Linked DNA regions of Homo sapiens: region 1 is linked to region 2. Evidence: chromatin loops called from intact Hi-C (ENCODE). Cell type or tissue: PC-9. All regions are shown on one strand. Each heading gives the region's core, and the rest is flanking DNA. Links, peaks and the distances in the headings are about the cores only. Region 1 overlaps AOPEP (aminopeptidase O (putative)). Region 2 holds the start of PCAT7 (prostate cancer associated transcript 7).

What was found. Peaks named below come from ENCODE experiments on the same cell type or tissue, not always from the same donor. Only the 100,000 strongest peaks of a DNase experiment are listed, where the experiment ranks them.
Region 1: it touches region 2 in a loop (7-fold over the local background); 2 of 110 quality-filtered maps call a loop at or near these places.

What each region holds. Positions count from the first base shown.
Region 1 is chr9:95,002,717-95,013,005 of GRCh38, reverse strand. It overlaps AOPEP (aminopeptidase O (putative)), which reads right to left. Exons shown (of 17, transcript NM_001193329.3): 12 at 7,786-7,848; 13 at 7,390-7,464. Among named protein-coding and RNA genes, the nearest start is that of MIR6081, 57 kb to the left of the region's middle. RefSeq lists silencers at 7,666-7,955, 8,046-8,235, 8,246-8,495. In PC-9, for the core only: no CTCF peak of the experiment used is centred there; DNase peaks (open chromatin) are centred at 4,485 and 6,515; H3K4me3 peaks cover 4,418 bases; H3K27ac peaks cover 4,492 bases.
Region 2 is chr9:94,548,410-94,558,698 of GRCh38, reverse strand. It overlaps PCAT7 (prostate cancer associated transcript 7), which reads right to left and starts at 3,616. Exons shown (of 3, transcript NR_121567.3): 1 at 3,354-3,616. LOC124902218 (a long non-coding RNA gene) reads left to right here and starts at 3,810. Exons shown (of 2, transcript XR_007061674.1): 1 at 3,810-4,140; 2 at 5,345-8,162. RefSeq lists enhancers at 1-89, 3,415-4,077, 4,742-5,404, 10,032-10,201. In PC-9, for the core only: CTCF peaks have their summits at 3,990 and 4,190 (motif pointing left); DNase peaks (open chromatin) are centred at 3,758, 4,098 and 5,368; H3K4me3 peaks cover 2,748 bases; H3K27ac peaks cover 695 bases.

The DNA of each region.
Region 1 (10,289 bases), core at 3,536-8,535, 450 kb before region 2:
CGCCCTGCCCCCCCCCCCAAAAAAAAAACAGGAAAACTCTACCAAATATACTTTGATGAAAACCTCTAACGTTAAAAAAAAAAAACAAAATAAATAAAAACCTGAATAGCGAAAAAAAAATTTTTAATGCAATAGCCAGGTATGAGTTTATAAAATAAATGCCATTTGTGGGATTCATTCATTTAATTCATTCAACAAATACTTATTGAGGCTGCATGTGGCCAGGCCTTTTTCTAAGTGTTGGAGATTAAAAGCTTGAGTTTAACTCTTCTGTGGGCACAGACCCTGAACATATATTTCCAGAAGGAAATATATGTTGGCTAGACTCGATACACGCTGCTGTCAGCCTCCTCCAATACAAGATGAATGGAAACAATGGCAGGCCTGAGCCCACACAGACATCAGTACGTGCTACAGAAAAAAATGCACCTTATTAGTGCCATATGAGACCCAGGCACAAAACAGCAGCTCCTTAAAATGTCGATGAGAATGACTGCCAAGTAAAGCATTCTGTCACAAGAATGAAACTAATACTGCCTATAAAAGTAACTAAAAAGCCACGAAATTTTTCTCTGCCTGCCTCCCTTTTCCAGCCGAACTCTAACATTTTATATAAAAATGGCTTTCATCTCTTATGGCATAGAAGAGTTGATGGCTGCTGGCATCAAACTTGCTAAAATCAATAGTAGTGTAATTATCAGCACACTTCCAAATGTTTTCAAATACATCCCGGCTGGGATTTTCCTAAATTAGATATGTGTGCTTTATGCTGGTGGTCTAGGATTGTCAATAACCTGCACTAAAGAGAATTTTCAAATATTGCCCAAAGCATTCTTTTTTATAGCAATTGTTTGACTTCTTTACACCTCACCCCTTTCAAAAAGTGTTTGATGCACTCTACAACATCCTAATGTCATATTGCTGGTTGTGATACTACTTTAATTGTACATTTACATGATCTGATACATGTAATGGATTTAGAACAGTGCTTGACACATGGGAAATGTTAGCTATTATGATATGAATAGTTCCATTCAAAGATTCTTTTTAAAATATGTGAATAAGTGTATGTGGGTAAGTGGATGATGATACTTTAACTTTCCTTATTATGCTAGTTAAAAACGGGAAGGAATTTTGTACACAGAAATCTTGGAACTTTTTTTTAAACTATAGATTTTTTTTGTTTTTGTTTTTGAGTTTGGGTCTTGCACTGTCACCCAGGCTGGTGTGTAGTGGCAGGATTACAGCTCACTATAACCTCTAACTCATTAACTCAAGCGATTCTACTGCCTCAACCTCCTGAGTGGCTGGGACTACAGCCATGTACCATCATACCTAATTTTTACTTCCTTTATGTTTTGTAGTGATGGGGTCTCTCTATGTTGCCCAAGCTGTCTCGAACTCCTGGTGTGAAGTGATCCTCCTGCCTCAGTCTCCCAAAGTGCTTGGATTACAGGCGTGAGTTACCATGCCCAGCAAAACGGCAGTCTTAAAAAAATACATCAGCTGTGCGCGGTGGCTCATGTCTGTAATCCCAGCACTTTGGGAGGCCGAGGTGGGCGGATCACGAGGTCAGGAGATAGAGACCATCCTGGCTAACACGGTGAAACCCCATCTCTACTAAAAACAAAAAAAATTAGCCGGGCATGGGGCGTGGTGGCACGTGCCTGTAGTCCCAGCTACTCGGGAGGCTGAGGCAGAAGAATCGCTGGAACCCGCGAGGTGGAGGTCACTGCACTCCAGCCTGGGGGACAGAGTGAGACTTCGTATCAAAAAAAAAAAAAAAAAAAAAAATCAATGGCTAGGGAAATTAGGAAAAATAAGTAAATCTATACAACAGATAAAAATTTAACAGTAAATTATACAGATCAGATTTCCTTCCTGAGGCTACCAAAAATACCTTTTATCAGCAATTATTCCTTGGTCCAGCTTAAAAAAATATATAGCAAACAAAGCTAAGACTTTGTGAAACCTCATCTAAAATGAGACCTGGGTACAGAAACTTTAATACATTATTTATTAGGGATTTACAAGGGAAAATCAGAGACCCACAAATAGGACCAAGAATCTCAAATGAGTTCCAAATATTTCAGCAATAAAGTAACGAATTGCGTATTAACAGCACTGTAATTACTCCTTTTGTTTGGTTTCTTTGTAATTACTTTTAATAAATTATTCTGCCTCCCCCCATCACTCAAGTAAGTTGCCATCCAAAGGCACAATCAGTACAACACAGGATACAAAGCCACTCACAGTTAGGGAGGAAGGGATGAAGGGAGGGAAAACGGGTAGGCTGGTGCTTCAAGAGCCGTGACTCACTAGAATCCATAAAGCTTTTCTATGGAAATCAAGTATCAATGAAGCTATTGTAAGAGATTACGGCTATATAAATGTAGACTAGTTATGAATTCTCACAGAGCAATGGCACTCTCAAAAAGAGGCAAGGGCACCAACGCCTGGGAAAGCACTCAACTGCAATGTTGCCTCAGTGGCATAAGAGTGGCTGCCTAAGCCTACTATTTGCTGAAAGCGGGGTAGTTCCTACAAAGTGAAGGGACCCTCAGCTCAGCACTCCATAGGTTCATTCTGTGCCATTTTGCTAAGCTTTGTGTGCTGATGGCTCTGGAGTCAAGCCTACCACAGTCACCATCTGTTGTTTTGGGTCCAAGAAAGAGCCAAATAATTTTTATTAGTCTTAATATTCATTTTCAGAGATCATAAACTGAACATAAAATATACCTTTGTAACAAAAGACAAACACAGCAGTACTTTGTTAAATAGTTTAAAATTTGTACCTACCTTTATCATTTTGAATAATATTAGTACTGTAATAAAAGTATTCTCTTACAATATATAAAATTTAAAAGGAACAATAAACGCTAAAAAATGCATAAACCAAATTGGATTTTATATACAATTTTTTAAATCTGAATTATTATTCAAACTAAGATTATCACTGATTTTGGTTCAGAGTCAAGTATGTACAAGGAACAAATGAAATAGAAGTAGAGTGAAAATACTCTAGAATTTAGGAATATATTATAACAAGGAAAATCTTTTTTTTTTTCACTTAAAAGACTTGGAAAACAGAATTTATCATTTGGGCTCAATGAAAATGCCCACTAGATACTATAAAGTCTATACTTTTCACAACCATCCTTCTAGATCTTTATGTTTCACTTTGAATACATGAAGGAAAATTTCAGGAAATTTTTAACAATTGGAACACTGAGTAGCTCAAGAGTATTGTTTTTTGGGTTCTGGCAGAAAAGAATTATGAAGGTAACATTGAAGTGCGCTGTTGTTGGAAACCATTTGCACCATGTTTGTTGTGACTAATCCTAACAGACAGCTGACAATCTCACCCCAGCCAAGACCACTCGCTTGGAAACGCTAATACACGTAATAGCCAACCTTAGCATGGCTGAATTTTCAATGATTTGAAAGTGAGCCAATGAATACTTCTGACATCATCATACACACTTACTGAAGACCTGAAATGAGCACTGTAAAACTAGTTCTCCGCTTACTATATATATAGACTAGGAAGGGTGCTTCCTTTGAATCTGAAAATTGAAATTTTCTTCCTCTAAAGGAATCATATACCAGTCATATATTTTCCATAAGTATATTATTTCATAAAAGACTATTCTACTATACATTCTAATCCTTAGAATATTGATAAAAGAGTTACTAAATCTTTATATTATATGTATATATTTATAAAAACATTCCTTAATCTGTGATGGCACACAATTTTATCTTTGAATCAGCTAACGAAGGTAAAAAAAAAGAAAAAAAAGTGCATTCCTCTTCCAAAACCAATAGCCATTTAGTGAAATCTATTAGTTTAAAAACACACATAAAATCCACTGTTGCAATCACAACCGTTCATCCTGTCCTTTGCACAGCTGGCTGATCCAATCATCCTAATTGTTCTTCGTTAGTTATTCATACTTTCCTTGTTTTTCTGTTGCAAAAATTATTCAAACTAAATGAAAGGAACTTGAAATAATAAAAAAGAGTATCAGAATAGAAGAAAAAAATACCTGAGGACCAGAAGTAGAAGAGGTGAGTTTTGTCATTTTAAACGAAAAACAAAATATAAAAGAATTCAGTCATACCAGGAGAACAAGGGCTAAAATATGAAACTAAAATAAAATGGAAATAAATGTCAGAGAAAATATGAAAAGACGCATGAGACAGAATGATGCATCTTCAGAGAGATAAGAAATGAAGCCTGTTAGGACAACACAGAAAGATGGCACAATTCTCTGGTGGGTGGGATGACTGGAAGCAGAAGGCGGGGAAAGGCCGGCAGAGCACTTTACATCACTTTATCTGCATGGTACATCTCAGTCCCCAATTTACTTTATTTCACTATTCGTTATTTTAACCCACAGCTGAGCACAGGGTGAGTTTGTTTTGCTTCCCCTTGTGAGTTCACTGAAAAACTCAACTAGTATTTCAGGTTACATCAGACTGTGCCTACTACTCAGCACCTTCGAGATTTTCTTTAAGGGGAAAACAAACATCCCTGGAAGATGCCGTTCTACCGTGTAGCTCCTTGCTCAGCGCCCGTGGTCAGAGTCCGTCCTCTCACTAGAGCACTGTTTTCCTTTCCCGGGCAGGTCAGAGGTTCTGCTTTCCACACGGCAGGAAAAAAGCTGCCCCCTCCTATCGGAGGAAAAAGGTTGTGACCCCCAGCAGAGTTAGTACAGATGACTTCACCGAATTTACTCATCTAGGCTGAATCCTGAGAGAAGCCTGCAGGTGTAGACAGACCCTTCGGGGCTGGAGGCAAGGGCAATGTGGAGGGGATGAACGGAGGCAAGGAAAACAAAGTAGACAATCAAAAGCAATGGCTACATTTCAAAGCGGCATCTACCAGAAATGACTAAGATTCATTTTATTTTACACTAATACAAAATGAATAAAATCAGAAAATACCATAGCTTTATTTTAACACAGAAGAAAAATATAGTGGATGCAGGAAAAAAGAGAAATTGAATAATCTGCTTCTACTTGTGACATGGCAAACGTTTTTAAAAATAACTTATTAGACTCAACAGCAAGTGAACTGCGTCGGCTCCTACTAATAACAGGTTCAAATCCTAGCAAAAGGTTAACACATAGACCTTGGAATGAATACACATGATCACAAAGCTCAATTTCTATTTCAGAATAGGGGGAAGGCCCTTGGAAATATCGCATGTTTTGCCTCAGCAAGCTCTGAATCTTCTCCTAGGTGTGGCAGAAGCAAAACAGTGAGCAAAAGGGCTTGGAAGTGCTGTGCAGAGCCAAGAGAAACATTGGAAACACTGACAGTTCATATTCTCTGATATGACTCTGAAATTTGCTATCTTCTAGCCCTTCCTCACCTCCACCCTCAAACCTCCTCAGCTTTAAGTTTCAATCCATGAAAGGAAGTTCTGAATGTTGGTTTCAACCTACTCCATTTTCATGTTCTCTTTAAAATTGCTGCCCACATTTTCCAAGAAAAAAAGTGAGAGGCAAATCTTCCCCCTAAGTTTTAACGCAAGAGCTTGTATCAAGAGGAAACGGTTGGGCAAAGAACTTCATTCTCCTGCAAGGTAAAATAATCAGTCCCCCCCCCACTTTCTCCCCACCCCGATTCTCAGGAGACCCAGTAGTCAGGTCATGGGTGTCACAAATACGGTTACTTCTAGGTTAGATTTTGGTAGTGACAACATCTAGTAATCCACAAAGATAATGGCTTCCCCTTCCTTTCTACAGCACATTGTGCATTTTGGTAATCTTATTTTTGGCTTAAAAATTAACAGCTGGCAGGGTGCAGTGGCTCACGCCTGTAATCCCAGCACTTTGGGACACCGAGGCGGGCAGATCACGAAGTCAGGAGATCGAGACCATCCTGGCTAACACAGTGAAACCCCGTCTCTACTAAAAATACAAAAATTAGCAGGGTGTGGTGCCATGTGCCTGTAGTTCCAGCTATTCGGGAGGCTGAGGCAGAAGAATAGCTTGAACCTGGGAGGCCGAGGCTTCAATGAGCCGAGATCACGCCACTGCACTCCAGCCTGGGTGACAGAGCAAGACTCCGTCTCAAAAAAAAAAAAAAAAAATTAACAGCAACGACACATTTTTTAAAAAATACCAAGCAAGCCATAATTCTTTTCCTTCTTTGGGTATTTTATGATCTCATTCATCACCTCACAAACATTTAAAAAAACACCTAAACCATTAAACACAACTTACCATACCATGCTGAGGTATGGTCAGAAAACTCAAGTCTGTTCCAAATCACAACTTTTTCTATTATTCTTCAACTGAAGTGACATATATGACCCTCTGTGGAAAAAGAAAAGGGGTGGGGTCCCCCTTTTCATGCACACTGAAAGTCCAGCTACAAACAACTATATTCGCAGGCTGGTTCCTTTTCCAGCTCTCTCAGAAGCTGCCCTCTGGTATCCTGACGTGCACTCTGCAGCTCTGGGATCACCTTTATTCTGATGTGCTTTGTGCACATTCTCGGACGCTGCAATGCCCATACTAAGGCAACATAGCACAGAAATTGGCAGCAATGCTATCAGCAAGAATTTGGCTTCAGAATCAAGAGTGATTCATCATACATTCTAGCAGCAGAAAAACACACCGCTATTTTAATCCCTTGCTGGTATCAAGAATCAAAAAACAGTGAAATGTAATTAAGCAAAAGCAACAAAAAAACCTATCTGCTGTAATATTTGTCAAAAAATTATTCACTTTTACGAGTTTTCCGCAAGTCACTTAGAAAACAACGGGCTACTTACCTTATTTCATGATATTACAATGACAAATCAAGTTTTAATACAAAATCAAAAGACAGGCAGTCCAAACTTCTGCAAAGTAACATACTGAAATTCTAAACTTGGGCAAACAAATTTCTCATCTGCTTTACAGTAAATAAAATTCCTCCTAGTGTTTTAAAAGTAATCCACTTCTTTCTTCTTCTCTCTCTATTTCTTAGATGACTCCAATTTAAAGTCTAGGTGAGAGAAAGTACAGCATGGAAACCTAATACTGTGGGCGATTTATTCGGAACACTTTTCATTTTTCAGAGGTACCTTAACACTGAGATAATAAACACTGCTGATCTAAAATAATAATGGAACCCACTTAAGTCCGATTGCTGTATTTAATGAGCATGAAACAAATTTCATGGGCTACTCTCTCCTAATGAGACTATATAAATGATCATTAGCCTTATCGACCAATATTTCTGTAGAATTTCCCCATATATTAAATCTATGGTTTATTATAACAAAAACTTTTTAAATTAAACACTACTCTATTGTCATGACCAGGTCCTCACGGGGCAGAAGCGGATTTACCAAGACCTGCACCGAGTACCGTCTCGGGAACCCCTACCTTTTCAAACACCTCTTCCTTCTCCCTGCGCTTCCGTTTTCGGGGTCTCCGGTTCACTCCAATCCATTTCGTGACCTGAGGTTCAAAAACCACAGCATTTCAAAGAAGGCGACAGGGTCCTGACGGCCATCCCCCAGCGCGAGAAAGCAGAGACCCCCGGCCTCGCGACCTGGTCTTCCCCGCACCTCGGGAGGCCACCCGCGCCCGCCCGCGGAACTCGCCGGGCGCCTCACCGCAGGGGCCGCGACCTTCGTCACGGCCGCTCCCCGCGCCCGAGCCGGAGCCTGGCGGGTAGTCCCCGCACCCGCGCGCCGCAGCGCAGAGCCAGGGCCTCTCGCCAGCCGCGGTCTCGCGCCGGCGCCACCGGGGCGCAGGGACCGCGCCGCCCGCACTCACCTCGGCGCGCACTTGCCGCGCAAGCCCGCACTCCGCCCCGGCGCGACGCTCCCTCTGCAGCGGCTGCGGGGGAAGAGGACACAGTCAAGTTTACCGCGGGAGCGGCCCCGGCCTCCCTGCCCCGCGCCCGCTAACTCGGCGTGCCCGCCCCGTACCTCGCCCGCGGCCGGGGAGGACGCAGCGGCGGCGCCGGAGCCCGCGCCCTGCGCCCGCCCGGGGTCCGCATCACCTCAGGCGCGGCGCGGGCGGCGGGCGCGGGGCCTGGGCGGCGGCGCGGGCGGGCGGGCGGGCACCGAGCGGGGGCGGGGCCTGCCTTAAAGGTATAGCGGCCGCGCCGCCTCCCGCAGGTCGCCCTCCCGCCCGCGCCGGCATTGTATTGTTCTCCCCACGAACGGCGTGCTCCCGCTCCCGGGCTCCGGCCGCCCCGCGCCCCCGCGCACCTTGCCCCCGCCACCCCTCCCCGGGCTCCGGCCGCCCCGCGCCCCCGCGCACCTTGCCCCCGCCACCCCTCCCCCGGCTCCGCGCCCTGCGAGCGGCTTCCCGGCAGCGAGAGGGGCCCGCGCCGCCCGCCGCAGGCTGGAGGGAGCGGTGGCGGGGAAGGAACCCCGCCCGTAGCCAGCGTAGCGCGCTCCTGGAGTCGGAAACCTGGTCCCGGTGGCTTTCGCGCAGGGAAAGTAACTTTCCTAGTGGAGTTTTCTCCGGGACCGGGTTCTACGCCCTCGAGTAGACGTTTCCCAGTGGCCCCTCGGGGCTCCGGGCAGCGGCAGGTGACCTCCCGGGGGGCGAGGCCAGGGCGCAGAGAAACCCAGCCCCGCGCTCCCGCGAGTGTGGACCCGCAGCCCTCAGACTGCCGTGGACCCCCAGAACCACTGGGTAGAATTTAAAAAGAAGGGGTCAATCTGTTTTCATAATTAGGGAGAAAGTTTACACTTACTTTATAAAAATGTGCGATACCCCAAGATTTTCCTCCACCCGCCAAAGGCCTTCTCATCCGCATCAGCAGTTGCTGGAACCCGCCTGCCGGTGAGGGCGGGCCGGGGCGGAGAGTCGGGTTGTCCTGTTGCTTGCTGGGTCTTGACCATCCCTTTAACTTTATCACATTTCTTTAAAGAAAATCTGTCTTGCCCTCTCTTTATTGCTACTCCATCCTTCTTTCAAGATCAAAAGGTTTAGATCAAAGCCAAGATCAAACTCACTACTTTAAATAGCAGCAACTTTGCCATGGAGTATTTTACACAGAGGAGCTTAATGGAGACATCAGGAATTTATCCCTTCATTCCATATTCATAACTGGACTACTTAAAATTACACGGATGATGTATGTCTATTTCCTAAAACAAACAACAAGTCTGCTCAAATGAGGGATTCTTACTGTTTCCAGGAATACAAAAAAGTTGAAATCTAGAGAGCAATATAAATAGACGTGTTAACCATTTTGCGTCATTATTATAATAGCTAAGTGCTACGAAATGTGTGCTCATTTGCTAGAGATTTTTCAATGTGTTATTATATCTTTTAGTATAGACTGTACAGCCATCATATACAATTTTTTACTGTAAAGGAAATATATATAAATAGTTAATGGTTTGGAAATCTTGCACATAGGCAGGTAAATAATTATAAATGGTGAAGTGGATTATTCTGAGCTGCTTAATTTTAAAGGGAAAGAGAACTTTAAACTCTTCAACCTTTTATGCTGCTAATAAGAGTTCCACAATCAATAGAAATCTATCTTGGCAGGCACTTCCTTTTACCCACTAGAATTTTTTTCCTTGGGAGTTCACGATCCCCAGAAACTGTGATATGAGCCATTCAATATTGATGTACTAAAACAGTGCTCTGCTTAAATACAGTTTTTCAACATACAGTCTTGGAAGAAACAAAATCCAAAATAAATTCCAATAGTCCAGTAACAGGAATAAAGACAACTATTGCAAATTAAATCTTACAGACTTATATGAAAGCTGTTGTTAACAGCTGGGTACTAGTTATTTGAAAAGTTTTTTCCCTTTGCAGTTTTTAACTGGTTGCAGTCACACACGCGCGCGCGCGCGCACACACACACACACACACACACATTCTTAATTCTATAAATCCCATTGAACCACTGGAAAGATCTTAGAAACTGAGACCTGGAAACCCTGTCTTGCTCTGCTACTGACACAGTCTCCTTTCTTCCTAGCACCCAGATCATGGATAACCTAACGGTTTCCGGCATGAGCTGAACAAAGGAAACAGCCTACTGTCACTCTGCTCTTCTAGGATTTTGCTAAGTAGGAAGCAAAAGCTGTGACCCATCCTAATTGCCTCTTGTCTCGTTTGTCCTTTGTCCCCCAACTCTCCTCCCAATTGCCATCCCAGAATCCATCCTCCACAGAGAAGCCAGAATGGTACGTCCAAAGGTAATTCAAATGATACCACTTTGCTTCACTGAGAATGCTTTTCCATCTCTTCTTTGCGTGGTAGCCCACTTATCCTCTAGTTCTGGGTTTAAGCAGCGCTTT
Region 2 (10,289 bases), core at 1,895-6,894:
TGTCAGAAACAGTGGCAAATATGGTTATAATTCCGTCTGTCAACCCACATAATTGGCGGCTGCATGCTTGTGGGCAAAGAGTACATAGATTAGTTAAGAATTTGTCAGCTGGGTGCGGTGGCTCATGCCTGTAATCCCAGCACTTTGGGAGGCCGAGGCCAGCGGATCACGGGGTCAGGAGATCGAGACCATCCTGGCTAACACGGTGAAACCCCATCTCTACTAAAAATACAAAAATTAGCCGGGCGTGGTGGCGGGCGCCTGTAGTCCCAGCTACTCGGGAGGCTGAGGCAGGAGAATGGCGTGAACCCGGGAGGCAGAGCTTGCAGTGAGCCGAGATCGCGCCATTGCACTCCAGCTTGGGTGACAGAGTGAGATTCCATCTAAAAAAATAAAAAATAAAAATTGTCTTGATTGGCTTGAAATTTGAACCTAGTGTCTTATCCTGTAGTGATTACCTCCCTCAAACACATGTAAATTTCCAACTTAATATCTTAGAAGAGTATTTGTGTCTTATTTTGGATAAACTTGAGTTAGAAATCTCATGGCAATTAAATTCTGAAATTTCTGATTGAGCCTATCTTAAGAGTCTATAATTTGGATGACCAATCACAGTTTGAATGGAAAATGGGGTCACTTATTGTTAAAGCCAGAAACAGAGTCAATATTTAGAAATTAACTACTTTTCTAAACCTCTTAACCTTGCATTTTCAGTTTTTGGGGAAATGTTTTAATCTATTCTAGGGACTAACTGGTGTACACTGGTTAAATGACTCGTCACTTGTCCAAATTATGTTAAGACTGGGGAGGGGTTGGCTTATGCATCTGAAATCTCATCTTGTTTTAGGAAGAATTGCTCTGAATATCTATGGACCTGGAGGCTAAGAAAGACATTCATGAAAGATTGACAAATCAAATCAAATCCAGAAGTATTTAAAGCAAAGGTGCATCAGGAGAAAGTCAGGCTTAACCTAGAAATTCAAGAATGATTCAACACGGAAAAATCTATTACAGTAATTCATTAGGTTAGGGGAAGGCAGTGTCGGGTGGGACCAGGCAAGGCCCTGGAGGAAGCAAGGCTCTCCTTTCCCACTTTAGCTTGGGCAGGGTGGGGCATACAGCCCACAGACACATTTCAACTTGAGTGTCATTCTGTACGCAACATCGTTCCTCAGTCTAGCATGGCTTGGCAACTTTAGCAGACACAGCAAAATCTTATTACACAACCAAAAAATTTTCACCTTCTCAAAAAGGAACAAAGATTTTCTTCTTTTCCCAAAATGAAAACTTCATAAAACATAGATGAAAGATATTAAAGCAGACACAAGTAAATGGAAAGATATCCCATGTCCATGCACTAGAAGAATGTTAAAATATCTATATCACCCAATGCGATCTACAGAATCAATGCAATCTGTGTTCAACTACAAGACATTCTTCATTTAAATAGAAAAAGAATCTTAAAATTAACATGGAAGTTCAAAATACCTCAGATAGACAAAAGAATCTGGAATAAAAAGAAAAGCTGGAGGCATCACACTACCTGATTTCAAAATATACTACAAATCTATGGTAAGCATGGTACTATCAAAACAGTATGGTACTATCAATAAAAGGGGCAGGGGAGAGACAGAGAGATGAACGAATGAGACAGACAGACATAGACAAGTGAAACAGAATAGAGAAATCAGAAATAAATTCACGCGTTTACGGTCAACTCATTTTTAACAAAGGCCCCAAGAACACACATTCGGGAAGGACAATCTCTTCAATAAACTGTACCAGGAAAACCCAACACCCACATGTACAAGAATACATCTAGGCCATTACCTTACCATATACAAAAATCTACTCAAAATAAAGATTTAAATGCAGGACCTGAAACTATGAAACTACCAGAGAAGAAAACATAGGATAAAATGCTTCATGAAATTGGTTAGGACAAGGAATTTTCAAATAGACATCAACAGCACAAGCAACAAAAGCAAAGATGTAATTACGTTAAACTTAAAGCCTTTTCCAAAGCAGAGGAAGCAATCAGTATAATGAAGACAGAACCCAGAGAATGGAAGAAAGTATTTGCAAACTATGCATCAGGCAAGAGGTTAATACACAAAACATCTAAAGAATTCAAACTACTCAAAAGTGAAAATACAAATAATCTTATTTTTAAAAATCTACCCAAAACCTTTGTCCCCCACCATTTCCCCACCTTCTTTTCCTGACCGCATTTGGCCCTCTCCCTCTCACCACCCTTTCTCTTCCTCCATCTACCCCAAACTTTTTCACCGTTTTCTCCCTACCGTCATTTCGCAAAGCCTTCTCTACTCTCCCGCTCACCACGCTTTTCCCCATCCATCTACCCAAACACTTTCTCCCACCGTATTTTTTTTCCCACCGTATTTTCCCCCTTCTCCCTGGCCACCCTCTTTTTCCCCCTCCCGCTGTCATCACGCCCTTTTGCTCCTTCATATAAGCAAAAACATTTTCCCCCGTCTTTTCCCAAAGCCTTTTCCCTACTGCTGCTCACCACCCTCTTTTCCCCCTTTATCTACCCAAAAACTGTTTTCCTCATCGTCTTTCCCCCGGCTCCTCCTTGCCACTCTCCTTCCCTTCTCCATCTACCCAAAAACATTTCCCCACCATCTTTTCTCAAAGCCTTTTCCCCACTCCTGCTCACCTCCCTCTTTTCCCCATCTACCCCCCAAAATTTCCCCATCTTTTCACAAAGTCTGCCCCTGCTTCCCACTCGTTCTCTTCTCTCCCCTATACTGCTTGCCACCCTCCTTTTTGCCTTCCATCTACCCCAAACTATTTTCCCGTCTTTTCCCCAAACTTCTTTCCCTGCTCCCTCTCGCCACCCTCTTTTCTCCTCCTCCTTGTCACCCTCTTTCCCTCCTCCATCTACCCAAACACTTTTTACCTACCATCTTTTCTCCACCATCTTTCTTTTCTGCCACTGTTTTTTCGCAAAACCTTGTCTTCCTCCCGCTGGTTACCCTCTTTTTCCTTCTCCCACTTGCTATCTTCTTTTGCTCCTCTACCCAAAAACTTCTCTCCCCACCATCTTTTCACAAAACCTTCTCTCCCTACTGCTCGCCCATTTTCCCCCCCTCACCACTCTTTCCTCTTCCCAATTGCCACCTTCTTTTCCCCCTTCATCCACCCATAAACTTTCTACCCACCGTCTTTCTGCAAAACCTTCCTTCCCTCCCTCTCTGCACCCTGTTTTTCCACCTCCATCTACCCAAAAACTTTTTTCCCCACCATCTTTTCCCCATCGTCTTTTTGCAACGCCTTCTCCTCCTCGCTATCCTTTTTTCCCTTTGGCACTAACCACACTCTTTACCCACCTCTATCTATCCCAAAACTATCTTCTTCTTCCTACCCCTCCAGCCGCGCTGCAATGTCCACCGCCACCACCAACCGCAGCGAGGCGAGCCGCGCCACGGTGCCGCGGCTCAAGCCTCCAGCATACGACCTGTGACTCCTTTTCCTGGTCTTCTAAGCCGGGCACTGAGCAGCTCAATAGAAACACACGGAAACCTAAAAAAACAAAAACAAAAAAAACAACAACAAAAAAAACGTAACTCTGCTTCAGCATTATTTATATCCTGAGGTTATGCGCATGCCGGTTCCTAGACTGCATGTTCTGATTGGATGAGAGCAAGTCTTAAGACAACCAATCACAGCATGAAAATAAAGTCCAATCAGAGTAGGCCTAGAGGTTTTTCTCTCATCCAATCAGAACATGTAGTCCAGGGTCTCCTAACCTCAGTATATAAAGCATGCTGAGGCAGCGGCGCGTCATTTCTGGCACTTATGTGTGGGTGTGGGGAGCTACTACGTACCCGGCTTAAAGAACTGGAAGGCTCCGTCACTTTTCGCCCCCTGGAGCCTGGAGCTTGGAGCCTGGAGCCTGGGGCACTCCCTCCCTGTTGGTGGTGGTGGTGACGGAGCGGTAGGAGGGAGGCTAGCAGCGAGAGCTTCTCCTGCCGGGCTGGAAGACAGAAAGAAGAGGCACCGCCGCGTGCTGGAGGCTGGAGCCGGAGCTTGCGCCTCCGCGGCTCGCCTCGCTGCGGTTGGTGGTGAAATCAGAGACCGCAGCTCGGCCACAGTGGTAGAAATGTGGTAGGGTAGGTGAGTTATCCAGGGCTGCACTGCCCTCTTCTGGGGGTAAGGGTTGGGTGTACTATAGGGGCTCACTGCCAAAGGCTACACTGCCTGTGGCATTGGACTGTTTGGGGGCACTCTCTGGGGTTGCATTGCTGGTGGTGGAATGGGGGGCTACACTGCCCGAGGTGGCAGGGGTGGTCGGGAGAGGCAGGTTGTGTACACTAACGTGTACTGCCAGTGGCGGTGGATGGCTTAGGGGCGTTGTCTTCTGCTGCACTGTCCGTGGCAGGGGCGGGTTGGGTGGAGTTATCTGGGGCTACAATGCTGGCAGTGGGGGGTGGTTTAAGGGCGTGGTCCGGTGCTGCACTGCCTGTGACTGGGGGTGCGCTATCAGGAGCTGCACTGCCCATGGCGGGGTGAGGGTGGGGCGGGTTTGGGGCGCTGTCTAGTGCAGCAATACCCGTGGCTGCGTCAGGTGGGCACTATCGGGTGCTAACACTGCCTGCGGCCGAGGAGTTGGGATGGTTTGGGGGGGTATTGGTTACATTGCCTGCAGCTGTTGGGTGTGCTATCCCAGGGTTACAGGGGGCAGGTTAGGGGTGCTATCGGGGGCTATACTGCCAGTGGGGTTGGTGGGCTGCAGAGGCAGCAGCGGCAGCGACAGCTGTGGCCTCCTTCCTCTTTCTGGTGGCCTCCATGGAAGGATGGAGTTCTTCTCTTCCCGGACTCCAGACTCTAGAGGGTGATCTCTTCGTGCTCATGCAATCTTGAGCACCGCAGGGCTCTCACACCCACTGTGGTTCCCTGGCCCGCGCCCTCACGCACGCTCTGTGTTGTGGAGACCATCTGGGACTACCGGGCAGGGAATAGAGGGCACCACGGGGGAGGGAGGGGGACAGGGCACTGTGGGTGGAGGCGTGAGGAATGGGAACCAGCACTTGGGTGGAGAGGGCTGGCTGGGTCTGAGTTTCTCCTACGCGGGCTCCCCGAAGAGCGCAGTGCCGATGGGCCCAGCAATTCCTGGCCAGCTGGACTTGGCCAGGAGCCGGTTTCAGTGAAGGCACTCACACCCAGCCCAGGCCCCAGTTCCTGGCCAGCTTTTGCCAGAAAGAGAGGCTGGACTTTGGAAGGTGGGTGTGAGTGCCTTTAATGAAATGGTCCCTGCCGCCCAGTGGCCAGCGTGACAAGGTGAAGCTCTAACACTTCCACTCCCTGCATCCTGTTCTAGGTTTCTCTGGCTTTGCCTGCGCAACTGCTCCCAGCCAGGCTGGAGGAGGAGGAGGAGTCACCTGTGGTATGCTGGAGCCTGTAGATGGCGTGGCTCTGCAGCTTGCCTCATGAGGTTGGTGGCAGCAACAGAGACTGCAGCTTGACCAGAGTGGTAGGAGGGCACCCGTGGGGGCCAAGTGATAGGAGCCTTGTAGGGTGGGCTGGTGCATTGAGGGCAACAGCGGTTGTACTGGCATCGGCGCTAGCGTTGGTAGCAGCGGCAAGTCTGGGGGCTGGGAAGGGGAGTAGGAGCGCTCACTTGCCCATCCTGTCCTGGGGTGGGGACGAACCTTAAGGTGCTATAATGCGGGCCTCAGTGGCAGTGGTGGAGGTGCATGTAGGGTAAGGAGGAGTCTTCCTCCTTGTCCTGCAATCTCTGGAGGGTGCCCTCCTCCTGCTGGCGCCTGAGCCAGGCATGAGTGGCAGCATTGTCTAATTCTTAACAAAATTCAGGGGGTGACTTTTTGTGTATCTTTTCGCTTGTTTTTTGTTGTGATACTCTTGGACTTAACTCAAATTTCATGAATCGAGGAAAGGATAAAAGGTATAATAGGCCTTCTAATTCACGCACCTGTTCTTTTTCCTTTCTTCCAGTCTGTATTTTCTTCTTCTTGTTCCTCTTCATTTTCTTTTGCTGCTGCTGCTTCTATTTGATGTTTCTATTCTTGTTTCTCCTCTTTTTGTTTTCTTTATGCCAAGCAATGACCTTAAACAACAAGCCCAAACTGAGTGAAAAATAAACTTGTCACTGTGATGTATTTTTAAAATAACTGGTCCCTTACTATGTTTTAGAGATGAGGAAACAAATAAGTCGTATAATTAGTTGAATAGCTATGATTTCATTATTGTGTTAACCCACTTAGGCCTAGTGTTCCATTATTGGAACGCTAAGCATGTGGGAGTTACTTATACTGCTCAAGGTCATTGACAAGGTCTGATTTTTCACTCATGCAAAAATTCAAAAAATTGCAACCTCTGGCATAAATGGGCTAATGAGTTGTAAGTAGTTATCCAAGGAACCAAAAAGTGAAGCATCACATAAGATATTGGTAGCAAAAGGCCATTTCATCTCTCTCAAATATTTGTCTGGAGCTATGTAAGAGTCACTGGGGTAATAAGTTCTAATTTATGAGATTATTAAGTGAACCATATTCCCTTCATTTTATTTCTCTGCAACCATTTTGAAGAGTATCATCATCTGCATGAGCAAACCTGGTTCATCACCACATTTTTGCAAGAGGCAAATGAAGGGGGGAGAATCATGTGTATAATTTTGCAAGGCAGAGATTCACTACCAAAAACAAGGCTTTATTAACTTTTGCCTTTAAGAACCTGCAGTGTTGAGCTCTCTTTTAATCGTAGTATTACTACCTTTGGTATGAACTCTTTTTTTTTTTAAACTGATTACTCTAGAAGTTTATGCATTTTCTTAGCTGCCTTAAAGACAATCTATATTGTATCATTTTTCAAGCCCACAGAAATGTGTAAGGCCTATAATTCTGACACTTTCAGTTATTTTTAAGGTTATGAGCATGTGAAATACTGTTGATATATGGAAGAATGTGTGTAAATACCACTAGATAGCTTATTTTGAAGAGATAGTATCTAAATTTTTGTCCAGAGTAGATTGGTTGCAGTTTCTTAAGTTTGTTTGTCAATACATTTCCTCAATGTTTTAAACCATATAGAAATTTGAATACGTTTAACCTCATATAGCCCTTTATTTATAGGTTTAATATTTCTAAAGACTAAGGACATCACAGCCTCCTTTAAGATTCAGTAATAATAAAATTTGAGATATGTAGGATTAGAATCCAACAAATTCAGAGGAAAATTGTTAAATTATATAGCTGTAGAGCAGGAATGAAACCCAGATTCTAAGCTCTAAGGGGGCCATGAGCTACCATACAGGTGCATCCGTGACTGGGCATAGAGTCGGCAAAATTACAGGATGGTTAAGAGAGTGAGCTGTGGAGCCTGACTCTATGTGAACATGAATTTTTAAACCGCATGGTGCCTCAGTTTATCCACCTTTACAGTAGGGACAGTAGTAAGTTCTTTTTTTGCTCAGTTGTCTGGATTATTTCCCTAATCTTTCTTGTTGCCACTCTTGATGCCCACATGAGAGAATCTAAGGTAATTTCTGATAGCCTGAGACTGCTGAAGGAAAAACAGAAGGTGCCACAAACCCATTTTAGGAGAAACCTCTGTTTTCCTCATGGAACCCCAAGAACTTTAAGCAGACAGGTCCCTCTCAAAATCTAAGGCTCTCCTGTTTTGCCTTGCATTATCTGACCTTTTTGGTTTGAGTGGGCATCAGAAATTAGTAGAGGGAAGAGATCTAAAGAAAGTTGTGGATATGAAGATGTATTTATGGTAAGAAATATTATGAAGGAAAGAAATGTTATGTGAGAGAGGATCTTGTATGGCAAATTCTTGTCCTAAAGTAGAATGACTAATCACAACAGAGGGAAATACAGGACAAGTCACAAAGTTAAATCATGTCCTAGATGGTCTGTGGAAGTTGTGTTAGGGTTCATAAAATGTGAAAGAAAAACTTACAACTGCTAGATCGTGTCCTGTCCAGAAGTGTTGTGTATGTGATGTATATATAAAGGAGCTCTAAGTACTCGACTTAACAGAAAATGAAAGCTCTTAAATATTTTGTCAGAAAAACAGAGGCTCTAATGCCTTTTATTTCACATGACTTCACTAATCTTTGGAAAATAAAGACGGTGTTAAAATCATTGGTAGAATAAAAATATCTTCAAAATCTATCCATTTTGTCTAATTTAAGTCAGAGGTTAAATTTTAGAAGTGCTTTAATGTCATAAATTGATTCTTTGACTTTGGAAAATTGTTGTGTTTACCTGGCTTGGAGCCGTGAAATTTCTAGGTAAGGCCTGGGAACAGGTGGAGTTAGCCATGTCTCCTAGATATGCTGAAAAGATTCAGACTTATCTACAGTTCTGTCTTGTATCCTAGACTCTGCACCTGTTGGTCATTAAAACGTCCTGCTGCTGCTAATCCCTGGACTCCATTTAAAACCCTTCCATCACATGAATACTATCCCCTGTACTACATTTTTCCACAATTAAATACTTAGAATCATTTTTGCCCACTTGAACCAACCATTAGTGATATATTTAAAAAATAATGTGTCTCAATATATTTAGCAAATGTAGGGAATGACATTTTTACTGTTGTCTTTTACATAGCATTTATGTAGCAATGCTATCAAGTATTTTTAGTCATTTAAATGTTATATAAGAGATGCTTTTGATTCCTTTGTTTCTATGTAAATAAATATAATTATGAGATATTCAATAAATAGTATCGATTACATGTTTAATTTATAGAATATATTTATAAAATTAGGATTATTTTTAAACAGTATATCATACTTGTTGGCTTTATGATAACTTAGAAGTAATATTCTGGATTAACTGTGACTCATGAGAGAGGGAGTTTGTGCAACTATAATCTTTACAAATTTTTTCTAGATTTTCAAGACTTACACTAGAACTGTGAGAACAAGGTAATAAATAAGCATATCTAATAATAGCATCTTTGGTCAACTCTTGGCTAGACCCAGTGATAGTGTAGGGATTAGCGTAATTTCTGCCACTAAAGTTAATGGATTTGTTTTGCGAGACCACAGTTTAAACATTGACATACAAAGTTTAAAAGTGTTAGATTAAAAATTTTTTAATGCCTTTGAAATTGTTTTATAGAAAAATAATGATCTGTCCTGGTTTACATTGATAGGTTTTTTTTTTTTAATAAGAAGCAGACCAAGAGAAAGGGAGAGTAGTGAAAAAGTCCAGGTTTTCAAGTTTGAAAAGTAACAATCAGTGTATTACAACAGATGGATTTGAGGTCAGGTTACAAATGCGGAAAACATTACATATAATCAACTAGCCAGAGTAATTATACAAGGCAAAAAAATGAAAGGCATCCAAATAGGAAAGGAAGAGGTAAGATTGTCTCTGTTTTCTGACAGTGTAATCTTAACATAGAGAAAATCTTGGACTCCACCAAAAAAAAAGTTAAAGCTTATAAACACATTCAATAAAGTTGAGAGTTACAAAATTTAACATAAAAATATAATTCTTGTTTCTATACACCAGTAACAAACTGCTACCTGAAAAATAATAAAGTAATTCCATTTATAATAGTATCAAAACAAATATATAAGTAAAAGACTAGGGGGTAATTTTTATGAAGGATGTGAAAGATGTGTATACTGAAAATTATAGCACATGGATGAAAGAAATTGAAAGTGACATAAACAGAAAAACATCCTATATTTATGAACTGAAAAAATTAATATTGTCAAAATTTCAATGCTACCCAAAGCAATCTACAGATTAAATGCAACCACTATCAAATTACAATGCCATTCCTCACAGAAATAGAAAAATTAGTCCTAAAATCTGTATGGAACCGCAAAAGATGCTGAAAAACCAAAGCAATCTTGAGCAAAAAGAACAAACCTGGAGGCATCAGACTACCTGATCTTTGATAAAGCAAACAAAACAAAGTGGGGAAAGGATACCCTATTCAACATATGGTCCTGGGATAATTGGCAAGCCACATGCAGAAAAATGAAACGGTTCTTCAAAAGGTTAAATATAGAATTACCACGTGACTCAGTAAATTCACTCCTATGTATACCTCAAAAAGAAATTAAAACAAGGTGCCTGCACAAAAAGTAGCATACAGGTATTTATAGCAACAAAAAGTAGGAAACAACAGAAATGTCCATCATTAATGAAATGTGGCCTGTCCATAAAATATTGACAATGAAAAAGAAAGATATTAATACATACTCTGAAAAGGATGAACATTGAAAACATGATAAGTGAAAGTAGTGAGTCACACGTAACTGTATATTATTATGA